2 separate regions of the Homo sapiens genome follow, and region 2 is linked to region 1. A link is a loop called in an ENCODE intact Hi-C map of the cell type or tissue named here. Cell type or tissue: endothelial cell of umbilical vein. All regions are shown on one strand. Each heading gives the region's core, and the rest is flanking DNA. Links, peaks and the distances in the headings are about the cores only. Region 1 overlaps PSMB2 (proteasome 20S subunit beta 2). Region 2 has its middle 19 kb from the start of C1orf216.

The links. A loop is a pair of places that touch in the nucleus more often than their neighbours do. Peaks named below come from ENCODE experiments on the same cell type or tissue, not always from the same donor. Only the 100,000 strongest peaks of a DNase experiment are listed, where the experiment ranks them.
Region 2: a loop joins it to region 1, with 3 times the contacts of the local background. A loop is called at or near these places in 1 of 110 quality-filtered maps.

The regions. Positions count from the first base shown.
Region 1 is chr1:35,624,296-35,634,766 of GRCh38, reverse strand. It overlaps PSMB2 (proteasome 20S subunit beta 2), which reads left to right. Exons shown (of 6, transcript NM_002794.5): 3 at 3,423-3,493. Among named protein-coding and RNA genes, the nearest start is that of PSMB2, 12 kb to the left of the region's middle. RefSeq lists a silencer at 3,353-3,553. In endothelial cell of umbilical vein, for the core only: no CTCF peak of the experiment used is centred there; no DNase peak of the experiment used is centred there.
Region 2 is chr1:35,694,597-35,705,067 of GRCh38, reverse strand. No RefSeq gene overlaps it. Among named protein-coding and RNA genes, the nearest start is that of C1orf216, 19 kb to the left of the region's middle. In endothelial cell of umbilical vein, for the core only: no CTCF peak of the experiment used is centred there; a DNase peak (open chromatin) is centred at 5,567; H3K27me3 peaks cover 2,950 bases.

The DNA of each region.
Region 1 (10,471 bases), core at 2,911-7,910:
CATCTTGGAGGTAGGGATGGTAGTATCAGACTTTTTAAGTGTTAGATATCTCAGAGGATGTGGTTTGAGTTTAAAAGTATCTGAACCTGGCCAGGCACAGTGGCTAGCACCTGTAATCCCAGCACTTTTGAGAGGCTGAGATGGGAGGATCACTTGAGGTCAGGAGTTTGAAACCAGCCTAGGCAACAAAGCAAGACCCTGGCTCTATAAAAAATAAAAATATTTACCTGGGTGCAGTGGTGCACACCCATAGTCCCAGCTACTCAGGAAGCTGAAGTGGGAAGATCACTTGAGCCCAGGAGTTCAAGGTCTCAGTGAGCCATGATAGTGCCACTGCACTCCAGCCTGTGCGACAGAGTGAGACCCTGTCTCAAAACAAAGAAACAAAAAAATCTGAATCTCAGCGTCAAAAAACCTAAGTAAACCTTGGCTTTACTATTTTTTATGTGATAAGTCATTTATCTTCTCTGGGACTTTATTTTCCTTATCTCTGAAATGAATTATAATACTAATGAATAATACATATGAAAATATTTTGTAAACCTAAAGCATTGTGTAACTAACTATAAGTATTTACTGTGCCATAAAAGGGTTCTGCCTTACTCTCTGGTAGGTTTCCTTCTAGAGAGATAATTAAGACTTTTGTGAAGTATTTTGTGAGCTCTCTCTGGGGCTAATGAACTCTTATCCACTGGGAAAACCTCCCTAGCAAACGATACTAGCCACTAGGCCTCTGATCCAGGAATGTTTGTAGTGGTGGTCTGGCAGAGAAAACCTTATTTCCACTTACCTCACAGTTCAATAACAACGTTATACACTGCACTGGTATAATATGGAGCTATGAAGGAAGTTAATTTGAATATACTTGCATGTGTAAAATGACCAAAGATCTATTCACATAGTTTGGGCAGTGGATTTAGCATTTGTATTCAATTCCATAAATACTTTTGAGGGCCTCTTCTATGGTAAGCATTCTGCTTAATACTTAAGAGAATTCAAAGATGAATAAGGCTTAGTCCTGACATTCAGGAACATAAAGTACATGGTACTTAGGTTTATGCAGGTTTAGAATATTTCAAGAATTCTGCTTTTTTTTCCAGTGGTTCCACTTTTTGCCTGCATAACAAATGAAGTATGTCAGTAATGCTTCTGAAGTCCAGTAGGTACTGTATGACTTCACTGGCTGTCCTGAGAGAGGGAGAAGAGTGAACAAGAGTAGCAAGAGTTGTTTGTTACTGGGTTTTAGGGTCTAAAGTCAGTGCACAGACAAAAACTGTGTTTGGTTAAAATTGCCCTTAAAGACCCTTAAATTACCTGCCAAGTACAGTTTTGTGTATGTAACTCTATATAGTAATTCTTATATAAGTTAAAGAACTGAGCTAAAATAAGGGAAAGAAAGAGAAAATCTATATGCAGATAATCAGGCATGACTTTTCTGCCTTTAGGATAATGGTCAGATCTTCAGTGGTGTTTAGGGGGTTAAGTAAAGAATTGAATAGTATTCCCACTTGTCTAGGTTCCTTCTTTTTTTTTTTTTTTCTTTTTTGAGTCAGGGTCTCGTTCTGTTGCTCAGATTGGAGTGCAGTGGTGCAGTCTCAGCCCACTGCAACTTCCAGCTCCTGGGTGCAAGTGATTCTCGTGCCTCAGCCTCCTGAGTAGTTGGGATTATAGGCATGCACCGCCATGCCTGGCTAATTTTTTGTATTTTAAGTAGAGACAGAGTTTCGCTATGGTGGCCAGGCTGGTCTTAAACTCCTGTCCCCAGGTGATCCACCCACCTGGGCCTCCCAAAGTGTTCTGGGATTACAGGTGTGAGCCACTGTGCCTGGCCTCTTTTTTTAAATTATTATTATTATTTTTGTTGTTGTTGTTGAGACAGGGTCTCACTCCTGTCGCCTGGGCTGGAGTGCAGTGGCACAATCATGGCTCATTGCAGCCTCGAATTCCCAGGCTCAGGTGATCCTTCCACCTCAGCCTCCCAACTACCTGGGAAAACAGGTGTGCACCACCACCCCTGGCTAATTTTTATATTTTTAGTAGAGACGGGGTTTCATCATGTTGCCCAGAATGGTCTTAAACTCCTGGGCTCGAGTGATCTGCCTGCCTCCGCTTCCCAAAGTGCTGTGATTACAGGCATGAGCCACTGCACCTGGCCAAGGATTGCTTTCATTATGATTTAATATGCACTAATAGACTTGTGAGGATAAAGTACAATAATACATGTGAAAACACTCAGCATAGACCCTGAAACATAGTTGCTGCTCAATAAATATTTGTTAGGATTTGAATCTGAATCTCTCCTAATTTGACAGTGGTATTTGAAATGTTGTAAGCAATTACTTAACCACACTGCTGTGTGTCTTTCCATACTGACATTTTCTGTGTGGGCCCACTGAGTTATGGATCATTCTTGTGCCTTTTGGCACTGGTCCCATTCTACAGGGGGATTAAGCTCCAAAGTGAATGCGTTATTACATGCACACCTGATGCTATTCCTCTGGGTTGTACCTTTGTTGGTATGACAACTTTTATTTTTGAAGTTTTAACACTTGAGATACTCTATTTTTAAAAATACTGCAGAATGATGGAAATGTTCTTTTTCTGTGGCTTATACTTTTGAAAGTCATATTATACTTCTTAATAAAGTAACATTTAAAATATTTTTTTAATAAACTATGACTCTGAGGTAGTCCTAACTTCTAGCCTCTCTTTTCCCAATATCCTTTTTGTTCCTGTTTTCGTTTTTTTAGAGACAGGGTCTTGCTCTGTCACCCATGCTGTAGTGCAGTGGCACAGTCATAACTCACTTGAACTTCTGGGGTCAATTGATCCTCTCCACTCAGCCTCCTAAGTAGCTGGGATTACAGGCATGTACCACCATGCCTAGAAATTTAAAAAAAAATTTTTTTTAGAGATGGGGGTCTCACTATGTTGCCCAGGCTAGTCTCAAACTCCTGGGCTCAAGCGATCTTCCCACCTTGGCTTCCCAAAGCTCTAGGATTACAGGCATGAGCCACTGTGACTGGCCCCCAATATCCTTTTTAAAATAAACTTTTAAAAGATTGGCATCTAAGACGCCTTTCTTTTTTTTTCACTTCTTGTGTATTCGTGTTCCTTTCCTTCTACGGCAGAAACCACAGTGTGTTGATGAATGAATAGTTTAAGCAAGGCTGCTAGAAGTTTCATTCCACTATAGAACTGGTTCTGTTTGTGGCCAAGAATTGCTGTCAGTACTAACCAGCTATTTCATAGCTGTTGCATGAGGAAAGGGACTAGAGTAGGATTGTACCCCTCAGTCTATGCTTTGTTTACTCTGAGTGTACAAAAGATGGTGGGCTTTAGGAACAGGGGTAGTGAATAATTTGGGGCACTGTTATTCCTTCTGCTTTACTTTAAGTATGACTCTTTATCTCTTCTACCAGGATATGAATTGTCTCCCACGGCAGCAGCTAACTTCACACGCCGAAACCTGGCTGACTGTCTTCGGAGTCGGGTAAGTAATATATCAGACATTGTTAGATAGAGCAGAAAAATCCTTTGTGCTTCTTTTATATTCTCATTATACATGAGTAGTATTTTTGCCCTTTTTTGGCCTTCCAGAACCCCTCCTGTTGCTACTTGTTCATTCTTAAGTCCAATGTCTTTGTGCACAGTTGTTATTAATAGGTACAGCCCAAAGGGCAAATATTCATTCCCAGAGAATTGGTTGGGACACACCAATATGAAGGCCTGTGACAACTTACCCTTTTTTTTTCCCCCTAAAAACTATTTTTTAGAGCAGTGTTAGGTTCACAGCAAAATTGAGAAGAAGTATAAAGATTTCCCACATTCCTCCTCACCCACATGTATAGCATTCCCCATTATCAGCATCTTCCACCAGGGTGATACATTGTCACAAATGATGAGCCTATATTGACAGTAATCACCCAGGTCCATAGTTTACATTAGGGTTTACTTTTGCTGTTGTGGATGTTATGGGTTTGGACAAATGTATAATGACATGTATCTACCATTACAGGATACAGAGTATTTTCACTGCCCTAAAAATCCTTTGTACTCTACTTATTCATCCTTCTCCATCCCCACAACTCCTGACAACCACTCATCTTTTTACTTTCTCCATGGTTTTGCCTTTCCCATCATGTCATATAGTTGGAATCATGGATTATGCAGCCTTTTCAGATTGGCTTCTTTTATTTGGTAATACACGTTTAAGGTTACCCTATGTCTTTTCATGGCTTGATAGCTCATTTCTTTTTAACATTGAAAAATACTCCATTGTCTAGATATACTACAGGTTATTTATCCATTCACCTACTGAAGGACATCTTGGTTGCTTCCAAGTTTTGGCAATATGAATAAAGCTAATGTATACATCCATGTGCAGGTTTTTGTTTGAACATAAGTTTTTTTTTGCGTAAATACCAAGGAGTGTGATTGCTGGATCATATAGTAAGAGTACGTTTAGTTTTTTCAAAGTGTTTTTGTAACAAACCATATTACTTAATACCTGTGACTGAAAGTCTCTATGTGTTAGTGAAAGTAGAACTTTGAAAATAATAATTCAGATTATTTTTATTTTTATTTTTTTGAGATGGAGTTTCACTCTTGTTGCCCAAACTAGAGTGCAATGGTGCAATCTTGGCTTACTGGAACCTCTGCCTCCTGGGTTCAAGTGATTCTCCTGCCTCCATTTCCCAAGTAGCTGGGATTACAGGCATGCACCACCACGCCCAGCTAATTTTGTATTTTTAGCAGACACGGGGTTTCTCCATGTTGGTCAGGTGTCAGGCTGGTCTCGAACTCCTGATCTCAGGTGATCTGCCCGCCTTGGCCTCCCAAAGTGCTGGGATTACAGGCGCGAGCCACCGCACCTGGCCGGTAATGTGGATTTTTATCTCGAGATTGCTTATCTGTGTTTCTCTTTTTTTCTTTTTCTTTTTTCTTTTTTTTTTTGAGACGGGGTCTCACTCCAGTTGCCCAGGCTGGAGTGTAGTGGTGTGATCTCAGCTTACTGAAGCCTCAACTTCCCGGGTTCAGGTGATTCTCCCACCTCAGCCTCCCAAGTAGCTGGGACTACAGGTGTGCACCACCACATCTGGCTAATTTTTTGTATTTTTAGTGGAGGCAGGATTTCACCATGTGGCCCAGGCTGGTCTTGAACTCCTGGACTCAAGCAATCTGCTGGCCTTGGCCTTTCAGGGTGCTGGGATTATAGGAATGAGCCACTCACTGTACCTGGCGTACTTACCTGTGTTTTTCTATGACTTTTTCCCAAAGCATACAGCATTGTTCCTCCTTACTTATTCTAGCCTTGTTGCTATTCTAGAGCTGTCTCCATTTCATCGACAGCATGTTAAAAGATGCAACACTAAGTTAAGGATTGAATGCATTAAAGATTGTGTAGGATGTGCTAGGAAAGTTCATATGGTTGCTAAAGGTGTGTGTTATTCCCTTCCCACAGGGACTAAATAAATAGAGCCTTACCACGTGATCTCACCCCCTGTGCCTGTTTACTTATCTATGAAATGGAGATAACTTCCTAACCCCACAGGGGTGCCAGGAAAATGAATGCTTGTAAATCATAATATTTAACATTCATGTGACTTTTGCCCAAAGCATTTTGCTTAATAATTTAATCTACTCACTATTCCACTGAGAAAGATAGTCTCTATCACTGAGATGAAGTGAAAGGCATAAAGTGTCAAAGGGACTAGCTCCAGGTCACACAGCAGGTCAGACAAAGCTAAAATAATGGTGCCATAATTATTTGACTATTCTGCCTTTGGTTCTTCAGTAGTGTTTCTAGAACACTGATGCTATTCATATTTTTATTATGGTTTGAGTTTTCATCTGTACTTGCTTAAAATAACAAGTTACTTTTTTTAAAGTTACTTACTACAGATCTATAAAGCAGTTTATTTTCTAGTGCCTAATAATCTTTGACTGATAATTTCTCAATAAATAGTACCTCTCAGTGCTAGCTTTGACCAAGGGCTTGTACAATCTGAGGGATCATGAAGTTTGAAGAGAAGCTAGAGACATGTAGGATTGAGAGGAGGAGGCAAATTTACATACATTGTTTTGTCCTGGGTGAAAGATCAGTAGTCTTTTCTTTAAAAAAAAAAAAAAAAATATATATATATATATATATATATATATATATATATTTTTTTTTTTTTTTTTTTCTTCCAAGAAAGTCATTGTCACCAAGTGGTCTTTTCTTCACTCCTCCTTGAGAAAGGAAAATGGGTCAGATATTAGTTTTTCTGTCACCCAGAAGTTCCTGTGGTGTTCAGCATTTTATGACTTGCCATGTACGATGTTCCTCTGACTTATCAGGCAGAACCGGAGTAAGAATTCCAGCTTTGGGCACAATAAATACTGTGTCATAAATATCACAGACATTAAGTGAATTAAGCTCCTTTTTGGAATTGAGATAAGAATGGCAGTGTGCTTCATGCAAATGCAGTGAATCTGGTTTAATCTTCTCCTAGCAGAAATGTTTGATGTCTTAACAAATATCCCTTGTAGACAGTGACATGGGGCTCTGGTAAATATTGACTACCTCTGCCTGAGCTTTTCCAGTAGGTCCAATCTCTGCTCCCCCATCTCCTTATCAAAATAGATTCTTAGTTCTAAAATATGAATTTATATTTTAGTCGTCTTATTCTGGGAAGAGAGATGATAGTTTGTCAGTGTTCCTAATAAGTGCAAAGTCACCAAATTTAGTATATTTATATGGTCACACCAGTTGGCAGATGTGACTCATTTTGGGTCAGCCAGTTACCATGTATAACTTCTGTGTCTGTAGCTCAAATTGTTTGATTTCTAATTTGCTCTGTGTATGTGTGGTGGTTTGGTTGGGAGGACATTTACTACCACTGAGTATATAATGAATCTTACATAAACTGGTTCATTAAAATGTAGGCAATTTAGCATTGTGGTTAAGAGCATAGTCTCTGGAATTGGACTACCTGGGTTTGAATATTTGCTTACTGACTTACTAGCTGGATGTCTTTGGACAAATTCTAAGCTTAATTTCCCTACTTACCAATTTCAAAAAGTTATTATGAAGATTAAATAAGGTAATAATGCAAAGCTCTTACTTTTTTTTTGAGACAGGATCTCACTCTGTCATCTAGGCTGGAGTGCAGTGGTATGACCACAGCTCTCTGCAGCCCCTTGACCTTTCAGGCCCAGATGATCCTTCCACCTCAGCCTCCCTGGCAGCTGGGACTGTAGGTGCATACCACTATGCCTGGCTAATTTTTTGTAGAGATGGGGTTTCTCCATGTTGCCAGGCTGGTCCCGAACTCCTGGGCTCAAGCAATCCTCCCGCTTCTGCTTCCCAAAGTGCTAGGATTACAGGCATGAGCCACCATGCCCAGCCCACTTGTGTTTTTATGCTGCGATTGCTGTTTGGTCAAAGAAGCAATTTAATGGCTATAAGTTAGTTTTTCGTGAGGGATCATTTGTTGTGCTTTTTTTTTTTTTTTTTTTTTTTTGAGATAGGGTCTCGCTCTGTCACCTAAGAGGTGGCACAGTCACAGCTCACTGCAGCCTCAACCTCCCGGGCTCAAACAATACTCCCACTTCAGCCTCCCAAATAGCTGGAACTACAGGCGCCAAGCCACCATGCTGGTATTGATAGGGAAAATAGAAGTAAAATAACATTGAACATATATTATGTGCTAGGATTTTTCTAGATCTACACAGTCCAGTATGGTAGCCAACTAGCCACATGGGGCTATTTAAATTTAAGTTAATTAAAATTAAATAAAACTTAAAATTCAGTTTCTGGTGGAAAATCTCCTGGTAGACTTTGCCTGAATGCTAAATCAACTTTTGTTCTTAAAAAAAAAAATTCTGTTCCTCAGTCACAGCCACATTTCAGGTACCCAATAGCCACAACTATTGTATTAGACATCACAGATCTGGAACATATCCATCATCATAGAAGTTCTCTTGGACAGTGCTATTCTAAATACTTACATATGTATCTGTTATTAAGTATCCTTATTATGACACCATAAGATGTGTGTTATCCCCATTTTACTTACAAGGATGTTAAGTATTTCTCTTAGATATGTTTCCAAAGCACATATATACTATGTTAAAGGTTAAGATTCCAGCTTCAAATATCAAACTCTTTCATGGTGTCTTCTTTATTAATTAGTGGACTAATGTACAAGTGTATTTGTGCATTTAGGGAAACATGAAATGTTCAGTTTTGTTAAAATGTCGAAATTGCACATAGTATTATATAGATAAGTTTGAATATATGTCCATTGTAGGTTTTCAATAAGTGTTTGCTGAAAAAGTGTCATCCAGCTAGGTCTATATATTCTGCTGAGAATATTAATTATGCATTTATACACTGGAAGGGAATTCTTAATGAATGGAATACCGGAAGAAGTATTCTTAATAAATGGATGTTAATTTGTATAGGAATTAAAGGCATGAAATCATCAGAAGACGAAAAAAGACAGATGGGGAAAAAATTCAGAAGCCTTCAGTTTAGTTGTTTATTTAAATGCTTGTATACATTTAAGATGGTCTCTTCTTGTTGGTTAGACCCCAAAGAGCAGAAAAAGGGCTTATACTATGCTCAAGGCTTGCTTTCTTCGGCCAGGCACAGTGGCTCATGCCGGTAATCCTAGCACTTTGGGAGGCCAAGATGGACAGATCAGTTGAGCCCAGGAGTTCAAGACCAGCCTGGCCAACATGGTGAAACCCCATCTCTACTAAAAATACAAAAAATTAGCCAGATGTGGTGGCACACACCTGTAATCCCAGTTACTCAGGAGGCTGACGCAGGAGAATAGCTTGAACCCAGAAGGTGGAGGTTGCAGTGAGCTGAGATCATGCCACTGCACTCCAGCCTGGGTGACAGAGCAAGACTCTGTCTAAAAAAAAGGCTTCCTTTCTCAAATTCTCCTTACAGTTTGACTAATGTCAGAGGATGATGAGTTATGGGGCTATTTCTTTTCTTTTTTTTTTTTGAGACGGAGTCTCACTGTGTCACCCAGGCTGGAGTGCAGGGGCACGATCTCGGCTCACTGCAAGCTCCACCTCCCGGGTTCATGCCATTCTCCTGCCTCAGCCTCCTGAGTAGCTGGGACTACAGGCGCCCGTCACCATGCCTGGCTACTTTTTTGTATTTTTAGTAGAGACGGGGTTTCACCATGTTGACCAGGATGGTCTCGATCTCTTGACCTCGTGGTCCACCCGCCTTGGCCTCCCAAAGTGCTAGGATTACAGGCATGAGCCACCATGCCCAGCCTATTTCTTACTTAAAATGAATTATGTGGCATATTTGATGTAGCCCATCTGAATGCCCTAAAATTATCTCCATTTAACAGATAGAGAGACAGGTATAAACCAGGCAAATCTGGTGTCCTTGGGAACGTGAAATTTTGTGGCAAGGCTTAGAGTAGGATGCTGGCCTCCATGATGTGTAATCGTCGGGTTTCACTGCCACACTGGCCAAAGAGTTTTCATTAGAACTTTTTCCGAAGTGTTTCATGAGCCTTTGGTAATTTATCTTTTTACCTATTTATTTGTAAATGCTTAGCAAGTAAACAGTAGAAATAATAAGTTGAAAAGATATCCAGCCTGATGTAGTGGTTTTCAAACTTTATTCTGTGAAGCTGCTTCAGGATACTCACCAAGGAAGACCAGTGTGCAATGCTTTTTTTTTTTTGAGGTGGAGTTTCGCTCTGTCACCCAGGCTGGAGTGCAGTGGCATGATCTCAGCACACTGCAACCTCCACCTTCCAGTTTCAAGTGATTCTTCTTCCTCAGCCTCCCGAATAGCTGGGACTACAGGCGTGCACCACCATGCCTGGCTAATTTGTGTATTTTTAGTAGAGACGGGGTTTCATCGTGTTAGCCAGGATGGTCTCGATCTCCTGACCTCGTGATCCACCCGCCTCGGCCTCCCAAAGTGCTGGGATTACAGGCGTGAGCCACCGTGCCTGGCGTTTTTTTGTTTTTGTTTTTGTTTTTTTTGAGACAGAGTCTTGCTCTCTCACCCAGTCTGGAATGCAGTGGTGTAATCTCGGCTCACTGCAACCTCTGCCTCCTGGGTTTGAGCAATTCTCCTGCATCAGCCTCCTGAGTAGCTGGGATTACAGGCATGCATCACCATGCCTGGCTAATTTTTGTATTTTTCATAGAGACGGGGTTTCACCATGTTGGCCAGGCTGGTCTCCAACTCCTGACCTCAAGTGATCTGCCCACCTCAGCCTCCCAAAGTACTGGGATTACAGGCATGAGCCACTGCACCCAGCCAAGTGTTCAGCACTTTAGCTCTGCTTCATATAGCTCAACTCAGCTTTTATCTATTTGATAGATAGGAATTCTAGGTAAAGTTTTATTTGAAAAGGTGCCATCACTGTTCCCTTACCACCAAAGAGCCCTGCAATAGGAGGGTTAATACTAGCTCTGCTGTGAGTTAGTTGAAAAC
Region 2 (10,471 bases), core at 3,244-8,243, 70 kb before region 1:
TCTCTCTCTCTCTCTCTCTCTCTCTCTCTCTCTCTCTCTCTCTCTTTCTTTCTTTCTTTTCTTTCTTTTTTTGAGGCACAGTCTCACTCCGTTGCCCAGGCTGGTATGCAGTGGCGTAATCTCAGCTCACTGCAACCTCCGCCTCTCCAGTTCAAGCGATTCTCATGCCTCAGCGTCTCGAGTAGTTGGGATTACAGGCACGTGCCACCATGCCCAGCTAATTTTTGGCTAATTTTTGTCTTCTTGGTAGAGACAGGGTTTTGCCATGTTGGTCAGGCTGGTCTTAAACTCCTGGCCTCAAGTGATCTGCCCACCTCAGCCTCCCAAAATACTGGGATTACAGGTGTGAGCCACCGCGGCCACCATAAAACTTCTTTCACGTGAGACGCTAAGATACTCCCCTAATTCCTAATGAGACTTTCTAGCTTGTGTGTCTGTGTGTGGGCTCATGCACATCGGCGTTTTGGGATGGAGAAGTTAGAGTGAATATGTAACCATCTAACAGACAGAAGACTAAGGCAGCGGGAGGAGAAAGGGAGACTGGAAATGACAAATTACGTTATGGAGTTTTCTAGTACCTTGCCTCTTCATCATATTTAACATTTTCCAAGTTAATTTCACTTCTGTTTTTTGGTATAAAGTAGGTGCAACCCCATTTTTCAGAGGAGAAGGTGTAGCCAAGCATTAACTGTGGAAGCTGACCTTGTGAATATAAACCCCTCACCCAGTGAGGCAGGAACGGTTAGGATCACCATGGCCTTATAAACCTCTCACAGAGGACAGCTACCTTCAGGAGCCCCTTACTAAACCAGTAGCCTAAGGCTCTGCTCCCCATTCTAATAACATCCCCTGTGTGTGCGCCAGTTTTTTTTGTTTGTTTGTTTTGTTTTTTGGTTTTTTTTTGGGACGGAGTCTCGCTCTGTCACCCAGGCTGGAGTGCAACCTCCACCTCCCGGGTTCAAGCGATTCTCCTGCCTCAGCCTGCTGAGTAGCTGGGATTACAGGCACGTACTACCACACCCTGCTAATTTTTGTATTTTTAGTAGAGATGGGATTTTGCCATGTTGGCCAGGCTGGTCTCAAACTCCTGGCCTCAAGTGATCTGCCCGCGTCAGCTCCCAAAATACTGGGATTACAGGCGTGAGCCACTGCGCCCAGCCATGTGCTCTAGTTTTATGGTTTATAAACCCCTTTCCCTCTATTATCCCATTGTTCTCTAGAGGCTATCCTGAGAGGTAGGCATTGACATGTCTATTTTATTTCATTTTATTTTTTTTATTTATTTTTTTAGACAGAGTCTCACTGTCACCTAGGCTGGAGTGCAGTGGCACCATCACAGCTCACTGCAGACTCAACCTCCTGGGCTCAAGCAATCCTCCCACCTCAGCCTGGGACCAATCTCTTGGGCTCAAGTGATCCTCCCACCTCAGCCTCCCGAGTAGCTGGGACCGCAGGAGTGCCCCACCATGCCCAGCTAATTTTTGTATTTTTCTGTAGAGATGAGGTTTTGCCATGTTGCCCAGGCAGGTCTTGAACTCCTGGGCTCAAGCAGTCCATCTGCCTGGACCTCCAAAAATGCTGGAATTACAGCCATGCACCACCATACTCAGCTGATATGTCTATTTTATAAATTGGGAAATAGAGACTCAGAGAGGATAAATGAATTGCACAAACTCAACAGCTTGTGATGAAGCAGGGACCCTGTTTATTCAACTATTTGACCATCCAGGACTCTGTTAAGTCCGTAGTAACACAGAATGGCAGGGCTTAAAGGAAAGTCTGATTTGTGCGTGTGTGTGTATGTGTGCGTGTGTGTGTGTATGCACGCCTGCACTTGTACAGGAAGGGTTAGCCCAATGGGAGTGCCTTTGGCATTTGGATAATTCTTTGAGTGAGCTTGTCCTGGGCAATGGAAGGTCCCAGTTAGCATCCCTGTCCCCTAGACAGGAAGTACTAATAATAGCACTGCCTACCCAATTATTGAGAACACCAAAACATCTCTTTCACATGTTTAAAAGCCCCCTATAGGGGTAGTATCTCCCTACACTTCCCCACATGGCCACCCCCATCACTTAGAACCACAGGGCTAGAGTCCAGCTTTGGACACTGGTCCTTGTTCTATTGTCCCACCCCCTTCTGTCCTTCTTCCTGCCCAGGGCAGTTCCTCCTATCTCTCCGGCTCTCTTAGCAAGAAAGAGTGGAATTACAGAGGCTGGAGTCTCAACCTGCCTCTGAGGCCAAAGGGCTGTTCCTTTAGGGAGGCTGGTTCTCAGGATTGAGGGGTTTCCAGGGTGGGTTAGTTAGAGGTAAGGGAGGGAAAGGACCCCACCCCCGCCCCCTGCAGGCCTCACCTAATCGCCACACTCTGCATTATTACCCGCCTAATGCAGCGTGCTTTTAAATAAAATATGCAAAGATTTTCCTCTCAGATGATCTCCCCAGGCAAGCTAGCTCAACTCCAGCTTGTTAATGGGAAAAATGCAAATAGGGCCTCCCCCGTCTCCCCCAGCCCCTAGGCTCTGGACAGCTAATGCGCTTTGCTTTCCTTCTTTCTGGAATTTCTGTTTCCCTTGAAACCATTACTTCGGGGGGTGGGGGGGGGAGTCGGGGGAGGGGGTGGTGGCGAGGAGGTTTTTCCCAGGTGCCATCCAAAGGGAGAGTCTTAGAAGGGAGGAAACAGCCCAGGCAGGAAAAGTTTGGGAAAATAGCGCTGTTATGGAGCCTGCCCCTTTCTGAGCCTCCTTTCCCCCATCTGAGATCTCAATTAGTCCTTCCCGGGGCTGCTGTGAGGCTGAATAAAGGGAGAGGCATTAGCCGGCACATGCATTTGCAGGTTCGATTTTCCAGTTTAAATTTGCTATGCTTGAGGGATACAAAGATGGAGATAACAGACATGACTTCTGCCCTCATCAAGCTCACAGTCTAGCAGAAAAAAAGCCCCAGATCATTTGAAATTTAAAAAGCAATTATAGGGCACCTTAAGCAATCAGCTTCATCATGATGAAGCAATGGACATCTGCCTCCCGATGCAGCCTTTAGGACTCCCCTAGGTACCACTCCTGCCCATGATGTGGAACCTGAGGAATGCAGAACCAGGAGGAAACCATCAGGCAAGCCTAAATTCAGGGTTGGCCTACAAAACAGCTGGCAGGTGCTCTTCAGAAATATCAATGCCATGAAAGAGGAATGAACTGTTCCAGATTAAAGGGCACTAAAGAGACAGGAGGCTGGGTGTGGTAGCTCACGCCTGTAATCCCAGCACTTCGAGAGGCCGAGGCAGGAGGATCACTTGAAGCCAGGGGTTCAAAACCAGCCTGGGCAACATGGCAAGACCTTGTCTCTACAAAAATAAAAATAATTATCCAGGTCAGTTGCCTGCATCTGTAGTCCCAGCTACTTGGGAGGCTGAGGTGGAGGATCACTTAAGCCTAGCACTTTAGTCCAGGTGACAGAGTGAGATCCTGTCTCCAAAAGAGAGAGAGAGAGAGAGAGAGAGAGAGAGACAGGACAACTAAATGCAATGCATGATTCTGGATTGGATACTGGAGGATTGGAAAAAAATTTCTGTAAAGAGCTGGGCGCGGTGGCTCATACCTGTAATCCCAGCACTTTGGGAGACCAAGGCAGTATGATCGTTTGAGCCCAGGAGTTTGAGACCAGCCCTGGCAACATAGGAAGACTCTGTATCTACAAAACAAAAAAATAATAATTTTTAAAAAAAATTAGCTGGATGTGGTAGCATGTGCCTGTAGTCCCAGCTACCCGGAAGGCTGAGCTGGAAGGATCACTTGAGCCTGGGAGGTCGAGGCTACAGTGAGCTATGATCACACCACTGCACTCCAGCCTGGATGACAGAGTGAGACCCTGTCTCAAAAAAAGAAAAAATTTCTGCGAAAACTGTGGTTCCCAACCTTTTTGGCATCAGGGACTGTATTTGTAGAAGACAGTTTTTCAACGGACTGGGGGAGGAATTTTTGGTTTTGGAAGGAACTGTTCTACCTCAAGATCAGGCATTACTTTCTCATAAGGAGCACACAACCTAGATCCCTCACACGCGCAGCTCACAATAGAATTTGCACCTCTATGAGAATCTAATGCTGCTGCTGATCCAACAGGAGGTGGAGATGCTGTGCAGCTTGGTTCCTAAAAGGTCACTAACCTATACAGTCCGTGGCCCAGGTGTTGGGGACCCCTGTTGTAAAGGACATCATTGGGACATATGGCAAAGTTTGAATATGGATTTTATTGTAGATCTTTTATTGTATCAACCTTAAATTTCCTGAATGTGCTCACTATATTTTGGTTATATCAAAGAATTTCCTTGTTTTGGGGAAATATATGTGGAAATGTTTAAGGATAAAAGATCATAACATATGCGACTTAGTCTCAGATAGTTTGCAACTTTTCTGTAAGTTTTAAATTTTTCAAAATAAAAAGTTGAAAAAGAAAAAAACAAGCATAATTGGCCTTTTAAAAGCATGATAATGATATTGTAACTATGATTTTAAAAGTGCTTATCTTTTAGAGAAACTTGCTAAATAAAACATTTACAGATTAAATAAAACGATCTGTTTTATTGTTTAAAAATAAGACAGGAGGAGGGAAGTAGATGGGGGGTTAGGTGAAACCAGATTGGCTGTGGGTTGATAATTGTTGAAGTTGGGTGATTAGAATACTCTTCTTTTTTTTCTTATGTTTGAATTTTTCCATAATAAAAAAAAAATTTTTTTTTTTAAGAAAAGCAATTACAAAATGTAATTCATGTCAAGAGAAAGGTATGTGTTTAACCAGGGAACACGATCCAATTAAGGGCTTTGAAGAAGACTTTCTAGATAGAAGACAGGAGTGTACTTTTTGTTTTTTTTTTGTTTGTTTGTTCGTTTTTGTTTTTGTTTTTTTGAGACAGAGTCTCGCTTTGTCACCCAGGCTGGAGTGCAGTGGCACGATCTCGGCTTACTGCAAGCTCCGCCTCCCGGGTTCACGCCATTCTCCTGCCTCAGACTCTCCGAGTAGTTGGGACTGCAGGCGCCTGCCACCATGCCCGGCTAATTTTTTGTATTTTTAGTAGAGACGGGGTTTCACCGTGGTCTCAATCTCCTGACATCGTGATCTGCCCGCCTTGGCCTCCCAAAGTGCTGGGATTACAAGCGTGAGCCACCGCGCCCGGCGGAAGACAGGAGTGTTTAAACAGAGACTTAGAGTGAGCAGGGCCAAAGGACAATGAGCAGGGGCGAGGTAGGGAAAAGCTCTCCAGGCCAAGATACAACAGGTACAGGGATGAAACAGAGCGGTGGGGTTTGCAGGACCTGAAAGAACTGAGGCAGAGAGAAGTCAGGCCAGGAGTAGAGACACGGGGCAAGAGATGACCTTGCATGCCAGTTATGGGTTTGGGGATTTTATCCTGAGTGCGACAGAGAGCCTTGCAGGAAAGTGACAGGATCAGATTTGCATTTGAGAAAGAACTCTCTGGTGCTGTGCGGGGAAAGAGGACTGTGCAAGGCTGGGGACAGTTGGAAGCTCCAATCTTGTGGGTTGAAGCTGAATCACTTTCCCTGTACTCCCCAGCTTTTCTGACTTTATCACTTCCTGTATTAGTTTCTTTTGGCACTGCTGATAAAGACATATGGAGACTGGGTACTTTACAAAAGAAAGACATTTAATGGACTTACAGTTCCACATGGCTGGGGATGCCTCACAATCATGGCAGAAGGCAAGGAGGAGCAAGTCACATCTTACATGGATGGCATCAGGCAAAAAGAGAGCTTGTGCGGGGAGATTCCCCCTTATAAAACCATCAGATCTTGTAAGACTTATTCACTATCATGAGAACAGCACAGGAGAGACCTGCCCCCAGGATTCAGTTACCTCCCACTGGGTCCCTCTCACAACATGTGGGAATTCAAGATGAGAATTGGGTGGGGACACAGCCAAACCATATCACTTCCCTTATCCATTTTCAAATGAAGGATGAAGCTTAGGTGACAGATTTTGAACATGAGACCAATCCACCCACAGAGCTGGGATGGCTGGCTGTCTCATTTTTAATTCCCTCCACCACTAGCATGACAGGAAAGCAAGATGACTGATGGTTCAGCATTCAGACTCTGGATCCAGGCTACCTGGATTCAAATTCTGCCTCTGCATCATTACTAGCCAATGACCTTGGACAAAAGGGATGGTAATAATATTACCTACCTCACAGGGAAGTTGTGAGGATTAAATGCTTTGCTATGTATCAAGTGCTCAGAATAGGGCCATAATAAGGACTTAAATGAGTCTACTCTGGACTGAGCACCACCCTGGAAAGATGTAGGTGGATGGAAAGGGAAGAAAAGACAGATTCTTCAAAGATCTGAGCCTTATTGGACAAATGGAACACAGACATTAAAGAGCAATATCAAAGCACCATGTTACTGCATTATTCACAATATTAAATACAGCTGGACATAACCAAGCATCCATTCATAAGGGAATGGCTAAGGAAATTGTTATATCCAGTAATGTTCAGGAAAATGTTGGGGAATTGCTATTTTATTATATGAAGTGAAAAAGCCAGAAACAAAATTGCAAATGTCACATGAAAGGATAGGAAAAAAAAAAAAACATTAGAAGGAAATGCCCTGAAATGTTTATAGTAGTTAGCTCTAGATGGTGGTATTTGGGTGTGGCTTAAATTTTTTTTAAGTCTTTTGGATTTTTTTCCCCCAAATACAGAATAATATGCAATAATTACTTTTATATGGGAACATTTCAATCTTATTTTGTTAAAAAAAAACTGGTTTGGGTTAAAAATGAATAATAGTGGCACAGTGGCTCATGCCTGTAATCCTAACTTTGGGAGGCTGAGGTGAGAGGATTGCTCAAGCTCAGGAGTTTGAGTCTGCAGTGAGCTGTTACTGTGCCACTGCTCTCCAGCCTGGGTGAGAGAGCGAGACTCTGTCTCAAAAAAAAAAAAAAAAAAAAAAAAGAACAATGGTGAACATCATTAGCCATCAGGAAAATGCAAATCAAACCACAATGAAATACTCCTTCACACCCACAAGGATGTTAATAATCAAAAGAACAGATAATAACAAGTGTTGGTGAGGATGTGGAGAAATTGGAGCCCTCATAACTGGCCGGTGGGAATGTAAAATGGTGCAGCTGCTTTGGAAAATAACCTGGCAATCCCTGAAGTGTTTAAACATAGAGTTACCATGCAACCCAGCATTTCCATTGATAAGTACATATATACCCCAAAGAATCAAAAACATATACAGTAGTCACACAAAAATTTGTACACAATGTCATAGCAGAAATATTTATAGTAGCCTAAATGGAAATGACCCAAATGTCCATCAAATGATGAACAGATTTAAAAATGTGGCAAATCGTACAATAGAATATTATTTAGCAACAAAAAGAAGTGAAATACTAAGGCATGTTATTTATTATATCATAATTATATTGTATTATATATTATATGTTATGTTATAAAGCTACCAATTACAAGTTTGAGAAGTAGCGTTATGGAATTACTCTGATCATAAGAGGGGCTTGGGATAGCAACCTGATCGAAAAGACTGAATCTTTTTTTTTTTTTTTTTTTTTTTGAGATGGAGTCTCGTTCTGTTGCCCAGGCTGGAGTGCAGTGGTGCGATCTCGGCTCACTGCAAGCTCCACCTCCCGGGTTTATGCCATTCTCCTGCCTCAGCCTCCCGAGTAGCTGGGACTACAGGTGTCTGCCACTGCGCCTGGCTGATTTTTTTTATTTTTAGTAGAGACAGGGTTTTACCGTGTTAGCCAGGATGGTCTCGATCTCCTGACCTCATGATCCGCCTGCCTCAGCCTCCCAAAGTGCTGGGATTACAGTCGTGAGCCACTGCGCCCGGCGAAAAGACTGAATCTTGAAGCTGCACTTCCAGAGTGCTTTACATACTAAGAAGACATTGTTGTCAATATCAGAGAAAGAAAGACCAATGATAAAAATTACCATGTGGGGAGCGGGGCTGAAGATACCAGGGATGACTTTTCTTTTTTTCTAATATAACTCTTAGCATGCTGGTGTATCTTCTTTCACATTGTTTTCCCTAATAATACTTTTTACGTAGTTGCAATTATAGTGCATAAGCATGATGAATCCTAACTTTTTGACTTAACATTGCAATAATTTTCCATGCTGTTACATAGCATGGAAACCATTATTTTTAATAGTTTCATCATGTTCCATTGAACCACTCATTCTTAAATATCTAACTAATTCCCTATTATTAGATATTTAAGCTGTGTATAATGAATAATGTTAGAATGAACATCTTTGTTCATATTTTTTCTCATATTTCAAACTATTTATTTAGGGTAGGTTCTCAGAATTCCCAGATCAAAGTGTCTTCATGGCCCTTGAGAAATACTGTGAAATCATTTTCCCAAAGATATCCTTGCAAATGTAATAAATATAAAATTAATAAGTAGACATGATTGTATAAATATAACAATTAACAAAACATACCGTGTGGTGTTATATATATTACAATTAACAACATTTGTTATTAAAATTGTTATCCTTCCTTCTTTACTAATTCCTAGGCAGTTGAGTATCACACTCTTTTTTTTGTTTTTTTCTCTTACAGTATCCCAACAGACTTTTCATGTAGCACCTGCTCTGCCTGTGCCGTGCTAAGAGGCTCTTTCCACTGAATCTGTTGGATGGTCATTGAAGTACGATGCCATAACAAGGTGCTGAGGGCCGAGCCAGGTCAGTGGTGGGGAAAGAGGAGATGGGAATGATGAATTCAAGGGAGTTTAGACAAAGCCTAATATCCTCTATGGGATGAAGTCTTGGTTGGATATAGGGTAAAGGAGAAGGAGTTGTTGAGGATAATTGACTCAGCTACCAAGCCTAGCAGATTGGTCATACCATCAAATAACACAGAAAAGGAACAGATTCAGTTCAGTTTCGGGTATGTTGAATTTGAGATGCCCGAGGGCTTCCAAGTGGAGATGATCAGCAGGTGGCTGGTAGGAGATGATGTGATACTTCACCCACATCCCCCTTTCAGAGATAAGGCACTCATCGCCCTGTTTCTAGGAGTGTTGGTAGCTGAGGGCTCTCAGCTGAGTGCCCCTCTGCCTTTGCCCTCAACAGAAGAGAGCCACCTGGCCCAAGGTCACACTGCCTTCCCAGGCAGTCAACATCCAATGACTGACCAAAGTAGGGGTATAAAGGCTGGGTCCCTTTGCTTAAGGAGAAGCATGTCTGAAGGCCACTCAGTTTCCAAAACTCATTTCAGGTTGTTTGGGGCTTTTGTTCTGACCATTCAGTTACTTCATCTGCGCAATCCTCCTTTCTTCCCTCCCCACTGTGTTGATCCCAAGAGCATTCCTCAATACAATTCCTGCCCGCAGGTCTCCACCTAAGAGTGTTTTCAGAAAACCAACTTTAGACAGTTGGGAAATACATGCCTAGGCTAGGGAGGAAAGTCTTTTTGGAAGATAGAAATTTGGAGATTATTTGTCCTAGCAAGGTTGGTGGACATGGGGTGGTGGGCAAGATAATGGGAGATGAAGAGCCAGAGAGTGGAGGCTGCATCTTAGGAAAGGAAGGCTTTAATTTACGGGGTGGGGAAAAGAAGAACAGGCAGAGGAGGGAGCAGAAGCATGACAATTACAGTGAAGCACTGAGGCGGGCATTTTCAGGAGGGGCAGCCATTTAGGGCCTCTCGTAGGCTATCAGAGCCCAGGCCACCTTTGTGTATTTGAAGGTCCAGAGCACATTTAAAAAGTGTTGCCGGGGCTGGGTGTGGTGGCTCATGCCTGTAATCCCAGCACTTTGGGAGGCCGAGGTGGGCGGATCGCTTGAGGTCAGGAGTTCAAGACCAGCCTGGCCAATATGGTGAAACCCCATTTCTACTAAAAATTAGCTGGGAGTGGTGGCACACGCCTGTAATCCCAGCTACTCAGGAGGCTAAGGCAGGAGAATCACTTGAGCCCAGGAGGTGGAGGTTGCAGAGAGCCGAGATTGCGCCACTGCACTCCAGCCTGGGCAACAGAGCTAGACTCCATCTCAAAAAAAAAAAAAAAAAAGAGTGTTACCAGGTCCAGTGACACTTGCCTATAGTGCCTGCTACTTGAGAGGCTGAGGTGGGAGGATAACTTGAGCCTGGGAGGTCTAGGCTACCATGAGCCAAGATTATGCCACTGCACACCAGCCTTAGTGACAGAGTCTCAAAAAAAAAGTGTGTAATGCCAAAACAATGTTTTTTGTTTGTTTGTTTGTTTTTGTCATCCAGGCTGGAGTGCAGCGGTACAATTTTGGCTCACTGCAACCTCCACCTCCTGGGTTCCAGCAATTCTCCTGCCTCAGCCTCCCGAGTATTTAGGATGACAGGTGTGCGCCACTATGCCCAGCTAATTTTTGTATTTTTAGTAGAGATGGGGTTTCACCATGTTGACCAGGCTGGTCTCGAACTCCTGACCTCAGGTGATCCACCCA